Linked DNA regions of Homo sapiens: regions 1, 2 and 3 are each linked to region 4. The links are chromatin contacts, found by Hi-C or POLR2A ChIA-PET in ENCODE. All regions are on one chromosome and are shown on one strand. Each heading gives the region's core, a stretch centred on a gene start or an enhancer-like site at or near the end of the contact. The rest is flanking DNA. Distances are from core to core; before and after follow the strand shown. Region 1 has its middle 10 kb from the start of ATP5IF1. Region 2 holds the start of YTHDF2 (YTH N6-methyladenosine RNA binding protein F2). Region 3 holds the start of PHC2-AS1 (PHC2 antisense RNA 1). Region 4 holds the start of PUM1 (pumilio RNA binding family member 1).

Evidence for each region. A loop is a pair of places that touch in the nucleus more often than their neighbours do. ChIA-PET counts read pairs that join two places held with the same protein, here RNA polymerase II (POLR2A). Pooled maps may share reads with other maps.
Region 1: a pooled map shows a loop between it and region 4 (5-fold over the local background). The contact joins the enhancer-like site here to the promoter of PUM1 in region 4. A Hi-C loop is called at or near these places in 3 of 50 pooled maps. POLR2A ChIA-PET finds 5 or more read pairs at or near these places in 2 of 52 experiments (Panc1 and naive thymus-derived CD4-positive, alpha-beta T cell).
Region 2: a loop to region 4 is called in a map with no recorded cell type, with 10 times the contacts of the local background. The contact joins the promoter of YTHDF2 here to the promoter of PUM1 in region 4. A Hi-C loop is called at or near these places in 1 of 37 single-sample maps with no recorded cell type and 6 of 50 pooled maps. POLR2A ChIA-PET finds 5 or more read pairs at or near these places in 2 of 52 experiments (PC-3 and Panc1).
Region 3: a map with no recorded cell type shows a loop between it and region 4 (8-fold over the local background). The contact joins the promoter of PHC2-AS1 here to the promoter of PUM1 in region 4. A Hi-C loop is called at or near these places in 1 of 37 single-sample maps with no recorded cell type and 5 of 50 pooled maps.

Annotation. Positions count from the first base shown.
Region 1 is chr1:28,244,518-28,248,585 of GRCh38, reverse strand. No RefSeq gene overlaps it. Among named protein-coding and RNA genes, the nearest start is that of ATP5IF1, 10 kb to the right of the region's middle. RefSeq lists enhancers at 1-183, 1,425-1,594, 2,403-2,902. Within about 2 kb of position 2,030, at least 33 of the 41 ENCODE cell types and tissues checked have a DNase peak (open chromatin) inside an H3K27ac peak, as active enhancers do.
Region 2 is chr1:28,735,470-28,739,916 of GRCh38, reverse strand. It overlaps YTHDF2 (YTH N6-methyladenosine RNA binding protein F2), which reads right to left and starts at 2,977. Exons shown (of 5, transcript NM_016258.3): 1 at 2,770-2,977; 2 at 2,235-2,259; 3 at 1,579-1,658. The coding sequence starts at 2,796. RefSeq lists enhancers at 2,371-2,480, 2,363-3,261, 3,581-3,630, 4,161-4,447.
Region 3 is chr1:33,347,180-33,351,672 of GRCh38, reverse strand. It overlaps PHC2-AS1 (PHC2 antisense RNA 1), which reads right to left and starts at 1,321. Exons shown (of 3, transcript NR_125978.1): 1 at 1,226-1,321. All of the region lies in intron 9 of PHC2 (polyhomeotic homolog 2), which reads left to right. RefSeq lists a silencer at 1,613-2,132 and an enhancer at 1,588-2,517.
Region 4 is chr1:31,063,639-31,068,055 of GRCh38, reverse strand. PUM1 (pumilio RNA binding family member 1) reads left to right here and starts at 2,339. Exons shown (of 22, transcript NM_001020658.2): 1 at 2,339-2,440. RefSeq lists a silencer at 2,033-2,252 and enhancers at 1,581-2,495, 2,363-2,682.

The sequences.
Region 1 (4,068 bases), core at 781-3,280, 2.8 Mb after region 4:
TTTATAGGATTGTTAGGGTCCATGTCACCGCCTGAAGGTCTTGAAAAGAGGCCAGGCAACAGCTAAGTAAAGGTCTGTGGTTGCTGAAGATTCCCCCTGCTGCCAGCAAGGACCAGAGTCCTAAAATACTTCACAGCCCGAATGCACTTTCCATTGTTTTGGCTTACTACCTCTCTTACAAGGCAGGAAGCCTCAGGTCGAGAGAGAGGAATTTGCCCAAGGTTCCCTAGGAAGTTGGCCACAGAGTGGAGACTAGAATCTCGAGGTCCAGGGCTACCTACACCTTAATAGGCTGCCCCAGGAGAGAAGCCTCACATTTTCAGAAAGAACAACTTCTCCCTTTCCTCTGGTCTCCCTTCCTTCCCCAACCCTCCACTCCTAGAGGCTCTATACATCCTATTCTCAGAGAACCACCCTGAGGCTTGTCCCTGGAGCAACGCCTCTGGCCTCCCACCATCCTGTCCTACCTTTCCCTATCCCCAGCGGAATTCTGTACCCCGACCCCCTCCCTAAAAAGGCCACACTTGGAATCAGGATATCGGAGTTGAAGGTTCCAGTTCCAACCCTTTCTTTGTGAACCTCAGCAAAACACTTCACTTCTCTGAACCCGTTTCCTGTTTTTTTGTTTTTGTTTTTCTTTTATTACGTTTTTGTTTTTCTGAGACAGGTCTCGTTCTGTTGCCCAGGCTGGAGTGCAGTGGCGCGATCATAGCTCACTTAAGTTTGGAGCTCCTGGGTCCTCTCACCTCAGCCTTCCGAGTAGCTGGGTCTACAGGACTGCATGTTAAATGTTAAATGGGGCAATAGTTTACCTCCACCGTTCTATTGTGAGAATGAGAGCTTATGCATGGAAACCCCTTAACAAGGCTTGATGCAGATGAAGTGCTCAATAAACTGTAGATTATCTATATTTTTACTGTTATTTTGAAGGATCTGGCTCAGTGACTGGCTGATAGTGGTGGGTGTTCAAGAAAGGTGCCTACAACCATTAATATTAAAAGTTTGGCGCACATAGCCTGGCATTTAGTTGCAGTTTAATAAACTGTGGCTAGTATTGTTTTTTTGACCCCAGGACGCCCAGTGCGGTTTCAGCGTTAACAACTCCTTAGCGAAAATTGCAGAACAGACTTTTCGCTCAGCAACAGGCTCCTCTTACGTAAACCGCACCGGCCAATGAGCAGGAAGATGGGCGGGGTTTCTTGGCAGCCAATAGTAGCCCGCAGCGGCGCGCAGGATAGGCCCAGGCTGGTTTCCAGGCTGCGTACGGAAACGAATCCCCGGGGCTCTTTGACTGGGGGCGAGTCTTCGAAGTCGCCAGGCTCTGCCTATCAACCGGGTCCTGATTGGTGCAGGCTGTGGCGGTCCGCCCCTGACTCCGTCTAGCCCCGCTCCGCGAGAAGAGGCTGAACTGCCCCATCTGCTTCTAATTTCTTTCTTTCTTTCTTTCTTTCTTTTTTTCCCCTCTTTTCCTTTTCTTCTTTTAAATATACGTTTGGAAATTTGCCGGGCGTGGTGGCGGGCGCCTGTAATCCCAGCTACTCGGGAGGCTGAGGCAGGAGAATCGCTTGAATCCGGGAGACGGAGGTTGCAGTGAGCCGAGAACGCGCCACTACACTCCAGCCTGGACGACGAGAGTGATACTCCGTCTCAGTCAATCAATCAATCAATCAATCGTTTGATTTTCGTTTTATGCTTTTACTTCCAAATTTATATTTATTGCAAAAAATGTGGAATATAACAAAGTGTAAAGGTGAAACTGAAATAACCCGAAATTATATTTCCCCCTCTGTGGTTTTTTTTTTTCCGTCTCTGTGTTTTTCAATGTTTTTCAGGCCTTCTGTCTTGAGCTCGTATTACTGCTGTTCACTGATGTATTGTAAAAGCGTAAAACCGGACGTGACCCAAATGTCTATCAAAGGAGACTGATGAGAGAAATAAACGGATTTGTTCACACAACGGCTTCTACAGCAAAGAAACAGAAGGTAGCTCCAAGTGCTCTGAAATGGAAAGGTATGCAGGATTTCCTGTTAGGTTAAAACAGAACGAAGCAAAAACCGAGGTTGCGCAATGATACATATAGAACAGTCTCATAGTTGTATACATAGTTACACAGAGGAAACAAAGATCTGGAAAGATGTGTAGTTTGCACCTGTTACCATTGGTTAGCTCTGGGGTGGACGGAGAAGGGAGAAGTTTTAAGATTCTTTATATAATACACTTATTTAATATCTATCTATGTGCTAAGTTGTATTACATTTGTTGTTTTTTAAAGAGATCCTTTTAAACAGAGAAGGGAGAACTCCCTCAAATCCCAATTGCACTACAAAGAGAAACCAACATGTTGGTTATTTTTATAGCATATAAGTTTATATACCGTATTAATAATGTATAGCTATATAGCCTGCTTTTTCCACTTAGCACATTTCATAATTTTTGTAATATTAAATATTCCTTAAATATAATTGTTAATGGTTGCAGACTATTCATGTATGCTATAATTTATTAATCCTTATTGAGAACATTTAGGGTTTTCTTCCCAATTTTTCACATATTTCAAGATGAGATAAAACTCTTAAATAATTATATTCCTGATTAATTAAATTCCTAGAAAAATTCGTGAGTTGAAGACTATGAACAAATAAATTTAAGGCTTTTTTTTTTTTAAGAGAGGGAGTATTGCTGTGTTGCCCAGGTTGGTCTCAAACTCCTGGGCTCACATGATCCTCCTGCTTCAGCCTCTGGGGTAGCTGGGACTACAGGCCACTGCACCAGACTTTAACACTCTTGGGCCAGGCACGGTGGCTCATGCCTGTAATCCCAGCACTTTGGGAGGCTGAGGTGGGCGGATCACCTGAGGTCAGGAGTTTGAAACCAGCCTGACCAACATGGGGAAACCCCGTCTCTACTAAAAGTACAAAATTAGCCGGACGTGGTGGCACATGCCTGTAATCCCAGCTACTCGGGAGGCTGAGGCAGGAGAATCGCTTGAACCCGGGAGGCAGAGGTTGCGGTGAGCCGAGATCGCGCCATTGCACTCCAGCCTGGGCAATAAGAGCAAAACTCCATCTCAAAACAAAACAAAACAAAACAAAAAACCCAAAAAACAAAAGACTCTTAATGCTAATTGTAAAACTTTTTTTTTTTTTTTGAGATGGAGTCTCCCTCTGTCGCCCAGGCTGGAGTGCAGTGGGGCTATCTCGGCTCACCACAACCTCCACCTCCCAGGTTCAAGTGATTCTCCTGCCTCAGCCTCTCGAGTAGCTGGGACTACAGGCACGTGCCACTACGCCCGGCTAATTTTTTGTATTTTTAGTAGTGACAGGGTTTCACCGTGTTAGCCAGGATGGTCTTCATCTCCTGACCTCGTGATCTGCCTGCCTCGGCCTCCCAAAGTGCTGGAATTACAGGCGTGAGCCACCACGCCTGGCCGAAACTCTTGAAAGTTTGTTTCTGTGAACATTATTGATGCCTAAGATGGGCCTGTGCTATCCTTGTGGGGGTGTCGGTGTGTGTGAGAACAGAGCTGAGTAATGGCCAAAATCTGGCTGCCAGGATCAGACAGGTGACAAGAGAGGCAAATATAAATAGCTCAGATAAGCAAAGACATCCAAAAATACTCTGACCCAGACACTTCCGGGCACAAAACTCTTTCTGTCTTGCATTGTCCTGGTTGTACTTGGACATGCGATGGGTCAGAATTTGGTTTACTTAATATATATTATTCAGTCTTCTGGGTTTGAAGAATTTACTAAGATTTTAAAATCTCCAATTTATGATTTCCCTTGGAAAACAGGAAGTTCTGGTAACACTGAGACTGCATTCGAGGGTCCCACAAACCAGACTTGGTTTCTCACTTCCCGTAACAGTAACGAATGGAAGACTTGATGATTTACATTACCTGCCTGGCCCCTGTAGCAACTTGAGTTCAAAACTGTTGGACAGGGTCATGATTCCTTAACATGGTATTCAAAGCTTCATGATTGGCTGGGTGCGGTGGCTCACAGTTGTAATCCCACCACTTTGGGAGGCCGAGATGGGTGGACCACTTGAGGTCCAGGTTCGAGACCA
Region 2 (4,447 bases), core at 1,728-4,227, 2.3 Mb after region 4:
AGTTTTCCTTTTGGCCTATTAATCTGGGGAGTTAAATTAGTTACAACAGTGTAACTGTCTTTGGAATCAGAGATAATAATACAAAAGAACTGCTGAATCAAACAAGTTTCTACATGCACAGGTCATATTAGTATTTGAATCTACATGCAACTTTAAAAGACTATGCCACAAAAACCTCCAACGTTATTGATCTTCATTTGTGCTAAACAGTATTTTAACTTTCACTCCATTTTATAAATCCTACACCTCCCTTCGGTGAGAAATAAAGTATTCTCCACAGATGTAGGTGCAGCTCAACTCAAAAATTTCCTGACTCAGCCGGGCATGGTGGCTCACACCTGTAATCCCAACACTTCTGAGAGGTCGAGGAGGGCGGACCTCTTGAGCTCAGGAATTCAAGACCAGATTGGGCAACATAGTGAAACCCCCATCTCTACAAAAAAATTAAAAAAATTAGCCGGGCATGGTGGTCCCAGCTACTTGGGAGGCTGAGGCGGGCAAAATCACCTGGTAGGCAGAGGTTGCAGTGAGCCGAGATTGCACCACTGCACTCCAGCCTGGGTGACAAGAGTTGACACTACGTCTCAAAAAAAAAAAAAAAAAAATTTCCTAACTCCGAAATAGTTCTGATAATCTAAGAACCCATAAACTAGAGAAAAGAAAGACAGCCAGTCCTGCAGCACTGAATGAAGTTCAGGTGACTATTTTTTAGAGACCAGATCTTGTTCTGTCACCAAGGCTGGAGCGCAGTGGCTTTTCACAGGTATGATCGTAGATAGCTCACTGCAGCTTCAAACTTCTGGGCTCAAGAGATCTTCCCGCCTTCAGGTGATTTTACATTAGAACTTTCCCTATCATATGAATCCAAAGTTCTCTGGGGTGAAAATTCAGAATATTTAACACTGTAAGAATCCCTAAATTCTGCACTGCTACATTCTTGGTAAGGAAGAAGACAATTATTCATGCACATGTTACTGCCAGTAGAGTGTTATCAGTATTACGTTCTCAATACAGTATGGTTGCTGATATTACAGAGATGGGAATCTCAACGGCCTAGGACATTTGCAGTTAACTGTTTTATAATACATTAATAGGTATTAAGGAGGTGAACCCTCAGAACATGGGATTTCCTGATAGAGGGCAGAGAAAAAATACAGGTATTAAGAAAGTGAATCCTCGGCTAGGCGTGGTGGCTCACGCCTGTAATCCCAGCACTTTGGGAGGCCAAGGCGGGTGAATCACCTGAGGAGTTCAAGACCAGCCCGGCCAACATGAAACCCCGTCTCTACTAAAAAAATAGAAAAACTAGCTGTGTGCGGTGGTGCACACGTGTAATCCCACCTACTCGGGAGGCTGAGACAGGAGATTCGCTTGAACCCGAGAGGCGGAAGTTGGAGCGAGCCGAAATTGCGCCACTACACCCCAGCCTGGGCGTCAGAGCGAGACTCAGTCTCAAAAAAACAGAAAACAGAAAAAAGAAAAAAAAATGAATCCTCAGAAAATGGGATTTATTGGTAGAAGGCGGAGAAAGAATATACCACACCCTTCGATTAGATATGTAAATAGTTAACTACTCACGGGCCTTGCCTGTGGACTCAAGTAAGGTTCAAAATCATCATCGTTTAATCCATCCTTTTGATGTACAGATCCATTTTGTACTAAAGAAAAAAAAATTCAATTAGGAGTGTCCCAATCCTACAATCTTCCTTTCAAATTAGTTCATATATGCTAACCAGAGAAAAACCTTACTAGTTAACAAAGCACGTAAGATTGAACTTCAAAAGGGTAAGAGATGACAGTGAATGCTGAAGCGACAGTCGCCAGTGAAAATGTCCCCCTCCACCCAGAGCAAGTTGATCTAAAAAGGTCATTTTATTGGCTCCTCTGGATTTCCATTCCCTCCCGCTTCCCCTCCCCCATCACATGAGAGTACTTCCAGAGAGTGATCCACGAGGATGAAAAACAAAGGCCTTCTAAGACCTACAGGAAACTAAGGACCTGGAGCGTTTCAAAACCCAATCCACCCCCACCCTTAATGAATTACTCCTTGTTAGCGAAAAAGCTGTTCGCCAGCTGCAAGAACACACCGAAAGGGTCAAAATACTTAAGTGTGCGGCACCTGCGAACTAAGCGGCTTCCGAAAGGTCCTCCGCCCGGGGCGCTTCCCGGAGACCCCGCCCCCACCGCCCCGCGTCCCCCTCCCGGCTCAGGGCCACCGGCGGAGCGGGACTTACCTTTGTTTCCTTGACCTTTTGGTCTCTGCAGGGGAAGGAAACGTCGCCGAGCAGCAAGTTGTCCAAAGGAGAAATGGAAAAGGAAGAACAAATTAAGGCAGGGCCCGAAGGGAGAATAAAGGAGCAGGCCCGAGGGGAGGCGTCAGGAATGGTAGTGAGGAAGAGGCTGAAAATGGGAGGCGGGGGAAAGCGCCAGGCCCGTGGGGCAGGGGAGAAAACGCGGCAGACGCGCCACCGGCGACGCGAGGAACCCAGGGCTTTAAGGAAGGGGAAGGAAACAAGGAAGGAAAACGAGGCCCGCCGAGAGAAGGGAACGCGGCGCGGCCCGGCCCGTGGGCTCCGAGGCCCGAGGAGAAGCGGGAAGAACAGGCTGAGGGAGAGGCGCCGGGCGCGGCCGGCCTGAGAGGCCCGAAACCTGGCCCGCAAGAGACGACGCCTCGGCTCGGCTCGGCCTGCCCAGGAGCGGCGGGCCCGGGCCTAGTCGGGCTCCTTCTCGCCTCACACAATGGCCGAGGCATGCGGGCCGGGCCTGTACCTGCTCCAAGAGGCTGCTGGCCGACATGGCTCTCAGATCCTCACGGGCGGCGACGGCGGCGAACTCTCCTCAGCGCGGCGGCGGCGGCAGATGAGCCCCGTCTGCGGGAGCAGGCGGAGGCTTTTGTCCCTGACACTCGGGGGCCTCGGCGGACGCAGCGGAGACACAGCGCGCGGCTCAGGCTCCGGCTCCGACTCGGCGACGCTCTAGCCCAAGAGCTCAATGCCCGTCTCTATGCTTTTACGCGCGCGCCCGCCCCCCACCGCCTAAAGCAGAGCGCCGAACAGCGGAGGCGGGCGGCGCGCGCGGCGCGAGCGCTGACTCTCACATTCACTCACCCACGCGGAAGGGGCCCGGCGCGAAGAACCCCGGGAAGGGAGAGGCCGGCCGCTGCGCCCTCTGGCGGATTGGAGGAGCGGAAGCCGTGCTCACGGCCTCCCCGCCCCCACCGCCCCAGGATTAAGGCCTAGGGGGTTTGGGACGACCAGGGTCGCACCACGAGGTTTCGACTAACACCTGGAAAGACTAGCTCTGGCTTCAGAAGAACGACAAAAGCCGGTTTCTCAGTGAGGGAGGGGCCTCCGAAGCCCGCGAGACCTTAAAATGAACCTGCCTTCCAGCTGCAAGTGATACCCCACCCCCATCTGGGAGGTAACCCGACCCCTAGGGAGTCACACAGTCCCCAGGGAAACTTCATGGGGGCCCTGTCCGGGAGTGACCCGCCCCCGCCCCCGCGAGGGGCTTGGTCATCCTCTGTTAGCCGACTACAGAAAGAGTACCCAGAGAGCAAAACACACACCGAAAGAATCCAGTCTCCCGCAAAAGAGATTCACCCCTTAGCATTGCAGGAAGGAGAATCTACAATTTATTTTCGGGGAAATCGCTGGCCCCAAGATAATCTGTTAAATTGTGGACTTTATTTCCAAGAAAAATACACCTCATGCATCTACACAAAACTTTCAAGGAGTCCGGAGAACCTATGAATCTTAAGGACCTCAAGAGGGAAGCAAGGAAATTAACATTATTGAAATACCAGCTGTGGGCCAGGCTTTGTTGTTAGGTATTTTCAAACACATTAAAGTCTTTCGACAACTTCAAAATCGCTATCAGTCTTTCGGTTTTTTACGACTGGAAAAACAGAAAGCTTAAGTAATGTGCCCAAGTTTACAAAACTATTAAATAGCCAGGTGTATCTGACACTAACATAATGGTATCTCTCTACCCCTACGAGACTCTGTATTAGGGAACCAGAATATAGGGGAGATGCAAAGGATGGGCAAAAGTATTTTCAATCAGAAGCAAAGCCAACTCATGCAGGAATATTTGATACTAGGAAAGCCCATCTAATAGCTTTTGTTATTGCAAGTACGTCGTGGTAAACAGGTAACTAATGCACTAATTGTCAACCTCGTACTATCCACACGCTGGATATAGGAGGCTTGGGTGGACTCGGTAAAATAAATAACATGGCATCTTGGATTTAACATCATAATTTGGTCAAAGTGCTCAAAGCACTTTTTTTCTCTGCCCATAATCACATTTATGGTAGGAATGAGTAAGGTCAGGCACCAAAGGTGAAGGACTTTTAATGGAGACAGTAAAATGTCAAGTCTGGGAGCATAGATTCCATCAAGGGAATAGAATAAACCTAGTAATACTTCTTTTTAAAGATACTCGG
Region 3 (4,493 bases), core at 72-2,571, 2.3 Mb before region 4:
CCCATTCTGTGTATGTGTGAATGCCTGCTCTGTGCAAAGCACTGTGGGAAGGGAGGTAGCACACTGAGAAACACGGTCTGTACCCCACCTCAAGAGCTGAAGGTCTACTTGAAACGATGAAAAATGCACAGGAAAAAAATTACAATAGAAAGTAAAATGCGATAAATGCCATAGATGGATTTGAGGTAAGTCATTTAAAAGCTACAAAACAGGAAAAGTTACTGCCAACTAGAGATGTTCAGGATAGATTTCAGGGAGGACGAGGCATTGTTCTAGAGCAGAGGTTGACAAACTACAGCCCAATGGCCAAAACCATCACATTGCCAGTGTTCGTACAGCTCGCAAGCTAATAATGATTTCTACATTTTAAATTTTTTTTTGAAAAAATCAAAAGAATTCTATTTCATGATACATGAAAATTATCTGAAATTCCAATTCTAGTGCCCATAAATAAAGTTCTATTGGAACACAACCACACTCCTTCACGTACATATTGTCTGTGGTTGCTTTCCTGCGGCAACAGCAGAGATGAGTTGTTGCCACAGACCGTGTGACCTACAAAGTCTAAAATATTTACTCTCTGGTCCCTGGCAGAAAAAGTTTGCCAACTGCTGTTCTTGAGTCTGGACCTTGAAGGATAGGTAGGACCTGGACATGCAAAGTTGAGGAAAGAGCATTCCAGGAAGAACTGGTGGAACTTAAGAGAGGGAGGCAGGAAAGTGTGGGCATGTTAGGGAACAGGAGTTGAGGATACAATCCTGTGTTACCCTAGTTTATAAAACAAAATATAAGTGTAAGAAATGCAGAGGCAGAGGAGAAGGAAATATGAATATTAATGAAAAGGGGGGTTGAAAATTTGAAAAATAGAGGAGAAAGGGAGCTAAGTAAATATTCGGGGAATGTAAAATAAATGTAAACAAAGAAGATGGGATGAGGCCTGAGAGTGGAAAGGGGTGGGGGGAGAAGAAAGGCAGGCAACGAATATGAATACTAAGGAAGGCAAGAAAATGGGACCATGTTGGGAACAGAGGGAAGTCAAGAATGGAGAGAAGTGCCTGGCGTGTGTCCAGCACCTTCCTGCGCCTCGCGCTCCTGAGGGTGGGGACTGTGTCACGCTGCACGTCTCTGTACCCCCGCAGCCCCTCGCGCGCGTGCTGAATGAGTATGCTTCGCCACGACAGCGCAGGTTCACCCGGTGCGCTTGGGGAAGATAACCAACACTTACGGGACTCTGACCGTGTGCCAGGCACGGCGGGCCGCCTGAACCCACTTCCTCAATCAGCCTCAACCGCGAGCCCGAGGCCGCTCACGGAGGTGTGACCGGGGCACTCGGGCCATGACTTCCCTCTGATCCTCGGTTCCCAGTGGGAAGGAGAATGACTTGTAGGGTCGTTGTGAACAATAAGTCGGGGACAGCGCGAGCAGGGTTTGGCACGAACTGAGCTCTCGGTGACTGGTGGTCGTTAGTCTTCTGACTGACCCCCAGGCCCCTCAGGGAGTGAACGGTCCAAGGCGGGAGTCGCGGGCCGCCCCGCCAAGGAGCACTTGCACCGGCTATCAGGGCAGCCTCCTCGTGGCGTGGCGCCCGCCTCCCTAAGCTGAGCCCCGGGCGTCCCTAACCCGCCTTCCGGAGGGCGCGAGGCGGGGCTCGCCGCACAAAGGAAGCGCGCGGCCCGTGTCCGCCCCGCCCCTCCCGCGGCCCCGCCCCTCCCCGCCCCGCTCCCTCGCCCCGCCCCCGGCGGAGGCGGCCGCGGGAGCCGTCCCAGACTCGCCGCATTGTCTCCGCGGCGGCTGCAGCCCTCGAGCGCCCGCCGCGCGCGCGCGCGCAACCCCGGCCGCCGCCCGCGCTCCCGCCCCGGCCTCGCGCCCCCGTCCCGGCCTCGCGCCCCGGCCGCCCTTTGTTGACGCCGGCCAGGCCGGTGCGGTCGGATGCGCCGCGGCAGCCCCGGGCCCCGGCTCGGAGGCTCCCGGCGGAGAGGAGGCGGCCCGCCCGGGCCCGGGACCCCGCGCGAGTCGGCGCCCGGCCGAGGGGCTGCGTAGGCCCCGCCCGGCCAGGCCCAGCCGGGCCCTGGACAGGTCAGTGCCGGGGCGGGGGAGGGGTTCTCGCCAGTAGGGAGGCCGGGGGCCGCGCTCGCCGCACTGGAAGTCGGGCACCGCCCTCGGTGCCCCTAACGGCCCGGGCCTACGCGGCTGCCAGGCCGTGCCAGTCGCGGCTCTCGTCCGCGCGGCGCCTGGGAGGTGCCCTGCTCCCCAGCCTCGCTCGCCTGGGGACCCTGCGCGCCCGTCGCCCCTGGAAGCCGTGTCACCTCGGCGCGCCGCAGCTTCCGCGTCCCCAGGCCCCGCACACCCCACCCCAGCCCCAACCTAGGACCGGCCTCCCCGCCGCTGCGACTTCCCTGGGACGGACGGTGCGTTCGGGGACGAGACTGCTGGCATCTGCCGTACTTTATTGGTGGTGGACTCCCTATCTTGGAGGCGCCTGCGGCTTCGCTGGAGAGTTTTGTTTTTAATCTAGTTCAGTCTCACGAGGTTTTTAATTGGATGGAAAGGGACAAGCTGTTCTGTGTCTTTTCTTCCATTTTTAGAAGAGCGTTTTCTCTCCTTCCTATGCCAAATGAAGGTAGACTATATTTGTTGCTTCTTTACATTAAAATCGGGATTTGTGAGATTCTGTATTTAAACTGAAGTCCACAGACAGGGAAATAATTGGCCCAAGGTCAGGTTGCAAACCAGTGGCGACGCTACCATCTGAACTAAGCCCTGGGCCCCGTGTCGGATACCAGTCAGTGCCCTGCTACTGCCCACCCACCCGTCTTCCATAACCTGAACTGATCTCACCCACATACTTTCGGTTCTGAACAACTTTCCTTTCCTTCCTACTCCATACCTACGATATGTACCTTCATGTGCTGTGTACGGAACACACTCTTTTCATCTTTTTCTTCCCTTACAAATCAATGACAGCCTTCCCCTCGGATATCTCCCGTGTTTGATCTTTAATCCCCTCTCCATTAGCATATTGGGCCCAGAGGATCCCTTGCAAAATAAGCTACCTACCTAAATCCATCATATGTCCCTGATTTTTCTAGGACAGCCCCAATTTAAACTATTCCATCCCATTGTCCATCAGCCTGAGTATCTCCATTTTTGGTTTAAAAAATAATGTCACTTTGTACCACAGCCTACTGACCTGGCCTTTTCCAGCCATTTGGCTCTGGAGCATAACTGGGTAATCCAATTATCATTCACCTGGGATTTTTCTTCCCCGCCTGAGTCAACCCAAATGTTGGAACTGCCAGGATTTCTAGGTCAGCATGAACATTACAGGCTAATGAGGCAAGGAAATTCCTTCTTGCTCTTGTATTTCTTCCCACCTCCCCCACCCGCCCATCTTTTATTCTGGTACAGGGCAACAGACCTGTGGCAGACCCTATTGATTAGGATTTAGGTTTAGGTCACAAGGGATGTAGGGCTTCCCATCGTTTTGACTTTAGAACAGAAATAAAGTACCTGACTGTGTTGGTTATCGGGCAAGAGGCTGTCTTGAACCTTAAGATAACCAGCACAGCAAAGCAGTTCTGGTTTCATTCAGTTAGATTTAACATACTTTTATTTGGCTCCCATTTTAGGTAAAGTACTGCCCTAGGCACTGGGGAATATAAAAGTGATTTTAACAAATAGCTCCCAACATCTGGATCTACATTTGGGAGTATTCACCCTTTCTAACCAGCTGATAAACTGTGTTTTCCACTGGTGATTTCTCTGTACCTAAGTTCCAGCCCCTGCAAGGCGGGAACTGGGGCCTCTGGCTTGGCTCACTCACAAGGGCGGGCTTGTTTCGCAGAAGGTCGGGCAGATGGGGAGTGGTGCTCTTTTGGCACCTGCCCTTTCCAGGCACTCTTCATCACATGAGCTCTGCTTCTCAGCCCACCCAAGATCTGTTTCCAGGCTCGTCCATGCACACAGGGAAGAATAGACATCTTTTTCCTCCAGCCTGAATCTTGAGAAAGGGGGTAGTTTCTTAGTCCTTTCTGTTGTACTTGAGTCGGTTTCTCAGTTGTCCAACTATGTTTTCTCTCCTGTTTTCACCCCCTTCTTTTTTCCCCCAAACTGTTCTTTACTGACATGTGGCACAAAGGTGCTTAATGAATGTTGGTGTTTCATCATGTCCCCACCTCCTGGCCCTTTCCACTCTCTCCCAGGTCCTGGGTTAATTTTTAATTTACCTTTGTCAAGCTCACTCCATATATATTATTTACTCTTCCCTCTAAGTAAAGAAGGACCTCCAGCCCCTTTTCCTTCTGTCACAGTCATCATTCTCCTGGCTGTGGGTCTCATCATCTCATCAGCCATTGTTTCTGCATTCTCTGCCTCCTTCAGGGAAGGAGAGCCTCTTAGGAAGGCACTGTGCTGCTTCCCCTGACATACCTGCTCTGTCATTGACTTTCTAGTCTAAGCGGACTGACCCTGAGATTTCTCTTCCTGCCACCAAG
Region 4 (4,417 bases), core at 1,090-3,589:
AGTACCTTCCCATTTCTGCTCTTTCATCCCTCAACCCCAGGCTACTTTTATGTTTCTTGGCTGTATGTGATTTTGTTATGTTTGTTTATTTTGGATTTATTTTATTTTGGATTTATTTCTTTCCTTTTGACATGGAATCTCATTCTGTTTCCCAGGCAGTGCTTCATCTCAGCTCACTGCAACCTCCACCTCCTGGGTTCAAGCGATTCTCTTGCCTCGGCCTCCAGAGTAACTGGGATTACAGGCGCCCATAACCACGCTCGGCTAATTTTTGTAGTTTTAGTAGAGATGGGGTTTCACCATGTTGGCCAGGCTGGTCTCGAACTCCTGACCTCAAGTGATCTGCCTGCCTCGGCCTCCCAAAGTGTTCAGATTGCAGGCATGAGCCGCTGCGCCCAGCCCATTTCGGATTTTTAGAAATTGATTACAGATTTTATTTATTTATTTATTTGATACAGGGCCTCTTTCTGTCTCCTAGGCTGGAATGTAGTGGCCCAATCATAGCTCATTGCAGCTCAATTCCTGGGCTCAAGGGAATTCTCCTGCTTTAGCTCCCAAGTAGCTAGGACTACAGATGTGTGCCACCATGCCCAGATAATTTTTAACTTTTTGTAGAGACGAGGCCTCACTATGTTGCCCAGCCTGGTCTCAAACTGCTGGCCTCAACCAATTCTACCACCTCTGCCTCCCAAAGTGCTGGGATTACAGGTGTGAGCCACCCCACCAGGACCCTGATGGGAGAAATTTTGCATTTATCATGATGATCAACCATTTCCTTATCATGTGTATTGCAAATATATATATATGTATATATACGTATATATATGTTTATATATGTATATATGTGTATATATGTATATATGTATATATGTGTATATATGTATATATGTGTATATATATGTATATATGTATATATACATATATGTGTATATATATATATTTTTTTTCTTGAGACGGAGTCTTGCTCTGTCATCAGGCTGGAGTGCAGTGGCACAATATTGGCTCACTGCAACCTCTGCCTCCTGGGTTCAAGTGATTCTCCTGCCTCAGCCTCCCCAGTAGCTGGGACCACAGGCGCCCGCCACCACTCCCGGCTAATTTTTTTGTATTTTTAGTAGAGACGGGGTTTCACCATGTTGGCCAGGATGGTCTTGATCTCTTGACCTCATGATCCACCCGCCTCGGCCTCCCAAAGTGCTGGGATTACAGGCATGAGCCATCGCGCCTGGCCGTGTACTGCAAATATTTTTTATCCATTTGTTCTACTTTGTTGATGGCATCTCTTCTCGTACAGATGTTTATATTTCTTTCAATATTTTCTTTTATGATCTTTTGACTTTGATTCATGAGTATAAACATTTTCCCTCCTCCAATTATAGAGCTTCTCCCCATATCTTCTTCTGGTCTTTTACAGTATTGCGATTTGTCTGTTTTCAATCTATTTTTTTTTTTTTTTTGAGACGGAGCCTCTCCGTGTCGCCCAGGCTCAAGTGCAGTGGCGCGATCTCTGCTCACTGCAAGCTCCGCCTCCCAGGTTCAGGCCATTCTCCTGCCTCAGCCTCCCGAGTAGCTGGGACTACAGGTGCCCGCCACCACGCCCGGCTAATTTTTTTGTATTTTTAGTAGAGACAGGGTTTCACCATGTTAGCCAGGATGGTCTCGATCTCCTGACCTCATGATCCGCCCGCCTCAGCCTCCCAAAGTCCAGGGATTACAGGCGTGAGCCACCGCGCCCGGCCTTCAATCTATTTTGAGTTTAGTTTGAGACAGTAAGACTAAAAGCACTTAACATACATTATTCCACTTAATCCTCCAGGCCATTCTGTTAAGTGGGGGTTATTTTCTTCTTCATTGTACAAATGTGGAAATGGAGGCAGGTCGATTTAAATAAGGCCGCAGAGCTAGAAAGCTGCAGAGAAGGGGTTTGAACCCTGCACCTCTGGGGCCAGGGCAGTGCGGGTGGCCGTCCGCGAACCCTGCTAGCTGTGGTGCTCGGGGGCAAGCTTCCGAGGGCGCGGCGGGCGCGAGGAGCGCGTCCGAGACTCGGTGGAGCGTCACCGGCGCAACCCCGCGTGCCCAGCTCCAGGCCGTGTTCTCCCAGGTGCGGGCCGGCGGGACCCCGCCTTCGGCCCTGGCGGCGCGCGCTCGCCTAGCGGGCGGGCACTCGCGCGCAGCGTTTGTGTTGCCTGCGAGTTTCCCGAGTTCACACAGGCCCTGGGTTGGCATGGCAACCAGGCAACCTGTTCCAGAGCCGCCAGCCTTCTCCGCACATGCCGCTGCCACCGCCGGGGCCGGGGCCGGAGCCTATCCCAGGATGCACCGCGCCAACCCAGTCCCCAGTGGGCCGCCATGTTGTCGGAGTGAAAGGTAAGGGGGAGCGAGAGCGCCAGAGAGAGAAGATCGGGGGGCTGAAATCCATCTTCATCCTACCGCTCCGCCCGTGAGTATCCGCACCCCACCGGCCCCAAACGCTGCTCCGGACCCCTAACGAGCAGATTGTCCCTTCATATTGGTGTTTGAGAGTGGTTGTGGGGGTGAGAAGGGCTTTGGAAAAGCCGCCGGGGCCCTGGCTGAGGCTTCTCACTCGCTGTTCCTCGTACATGTTTTGGAGTCAGCAGCAAGGCCCCTATTGTTATCAAAGGAGGGAGGGGGTGGGGAGCGGGGTCGAAGCTAGGAAAATGCTGGGGGTTTAGGCCCGAGCCCAGGGCGTAGACGTGCCTCTACATTTTTGCCTGGCCCTGTTGGGAACCACCGAAGATTGATGTTGCCATTCGGGTTGCTTTTTTTGATGGGTTTGCGAAGCCCCGAGTCTTCTGTGTGGCCATGAAGTGTAATTCTGTGCCACCCCGATTTCTTCGACTTCTTGAGCTTCCGTGGCAGCGCCGGAGGAGGAGGAACAATAAATCGCTTTAGAAGCAGCCGTGGCCCTTGTCCACAGGCGAGATTCACCGTGGGGGAACTTTGCGAGCCTTAAATGTGGAGAAGTGGCGATCAGGAAGTTTCAGAATGCTTTTTAGGCTCCTGGGTTGCTGTGGCCTTTTGTTTCCGTGTGAGCTTGTGTTTTTGGTGGGTTCTTCCTTTTTGAGCCTCCCGGTGTTGGTGTCTCTCTTCACTCAAAGAGGGGTTCACCCCTTGCTAGTAGGAAAATCTAGATACACAATACTAGTTTTAGTCCTCACAAACATGCTTGGTAAACATAGATCATTTGTTTTACTTGTCAGTACCATTCCCACGTCAAGTGAGGAATACACTCCTGTAACTTTTCCCTCCTATAGCCCCCCCCCCCCCCCCCGCTGAAAAAACAAAGCCAGAAACCCACACACAGCATTACCAGAGAAGGCTTTATTCTCCCGTAACTTAGATTGTTACCTTTTATTGTTCAATTAAGAAAACACTGTTCTCAGCCCTCGATACCATTTTGCTCAATTCCTGTTATTACTGGGATTAATTAAGAATAAGATTTTATGAAGCTTTTCCTGGGTTCTGTTTTAAAGTCAGTTAACTTCTGAAACAATAGGCTTAGCATTTTGTTTCTTGAAAGCACCTAAAAACTTACTAAGACAGGCCCAACCCCAAGAAATGTGGCTTCCGATGCAGTTTTCGTAAGCAAAATAAACATTTTGACCCTTTGCTAATTTTAACTTTATAAAACACTGGGGGGCTGTTGATTCTTTATCTGGGCTCTTGGGAAACGCTCTCCGGATTCTGAACTTTGAGTTAGTGTTTTGCTTTAGCGACAATTGAATTCATTTTGTTCAAGGCCACAGCTTTTTGAAGTTGGAATTTGTTTAGTTTAGGTTTAAAATGAACTGTTTTAAGATAAATTTATGACCACAGAATGTTTGTTAAGTGTGGTAAAAATAAACACCTTTTAAACCACTAAGCATTTTAGTAAAAGGTGAGCCATGGAAATAAAGTAAACCGTGTTCCTTTGAATTCAACTCAATTAGTGATATTTTAAAAAACTTTGTAAACATTTGAAAGCTGTGAAAGAGTAGCTGGACTGAGCACTTCTAGTTGCTTAAAGTACTTATAAGGTGTCATTTGTAAAAAAATCACATTTTAAATGCTACACGTATTAGTGAGCTTTTCTGATATTTAGGATACTGAGTTTTTAATTTTTGTGCCGTATTTGCCAAAATACCACAAAACTACCCAAGATAACATGTTAATTGCTTAGGTATTTGCTCACTTTGAAACTGTTCTGCCAGGTTTTCTCTGGTTTGAGAAACTGCCTTGCCTCTTTAGGTAAAGCAGGAAGTCTTAGGGCATACAGATAGCTTTACAAAAGCCAATTGTTTCGTTTGAACATTTTTATAGGAGTCTTTTCTTTCCCCCATTCCTTTTAGAATGAAGGTGTGTTTAGTGTGCGTCAGTGATAAACTCCTCTTTTATGTGGATATTCTTTGTTAGATAA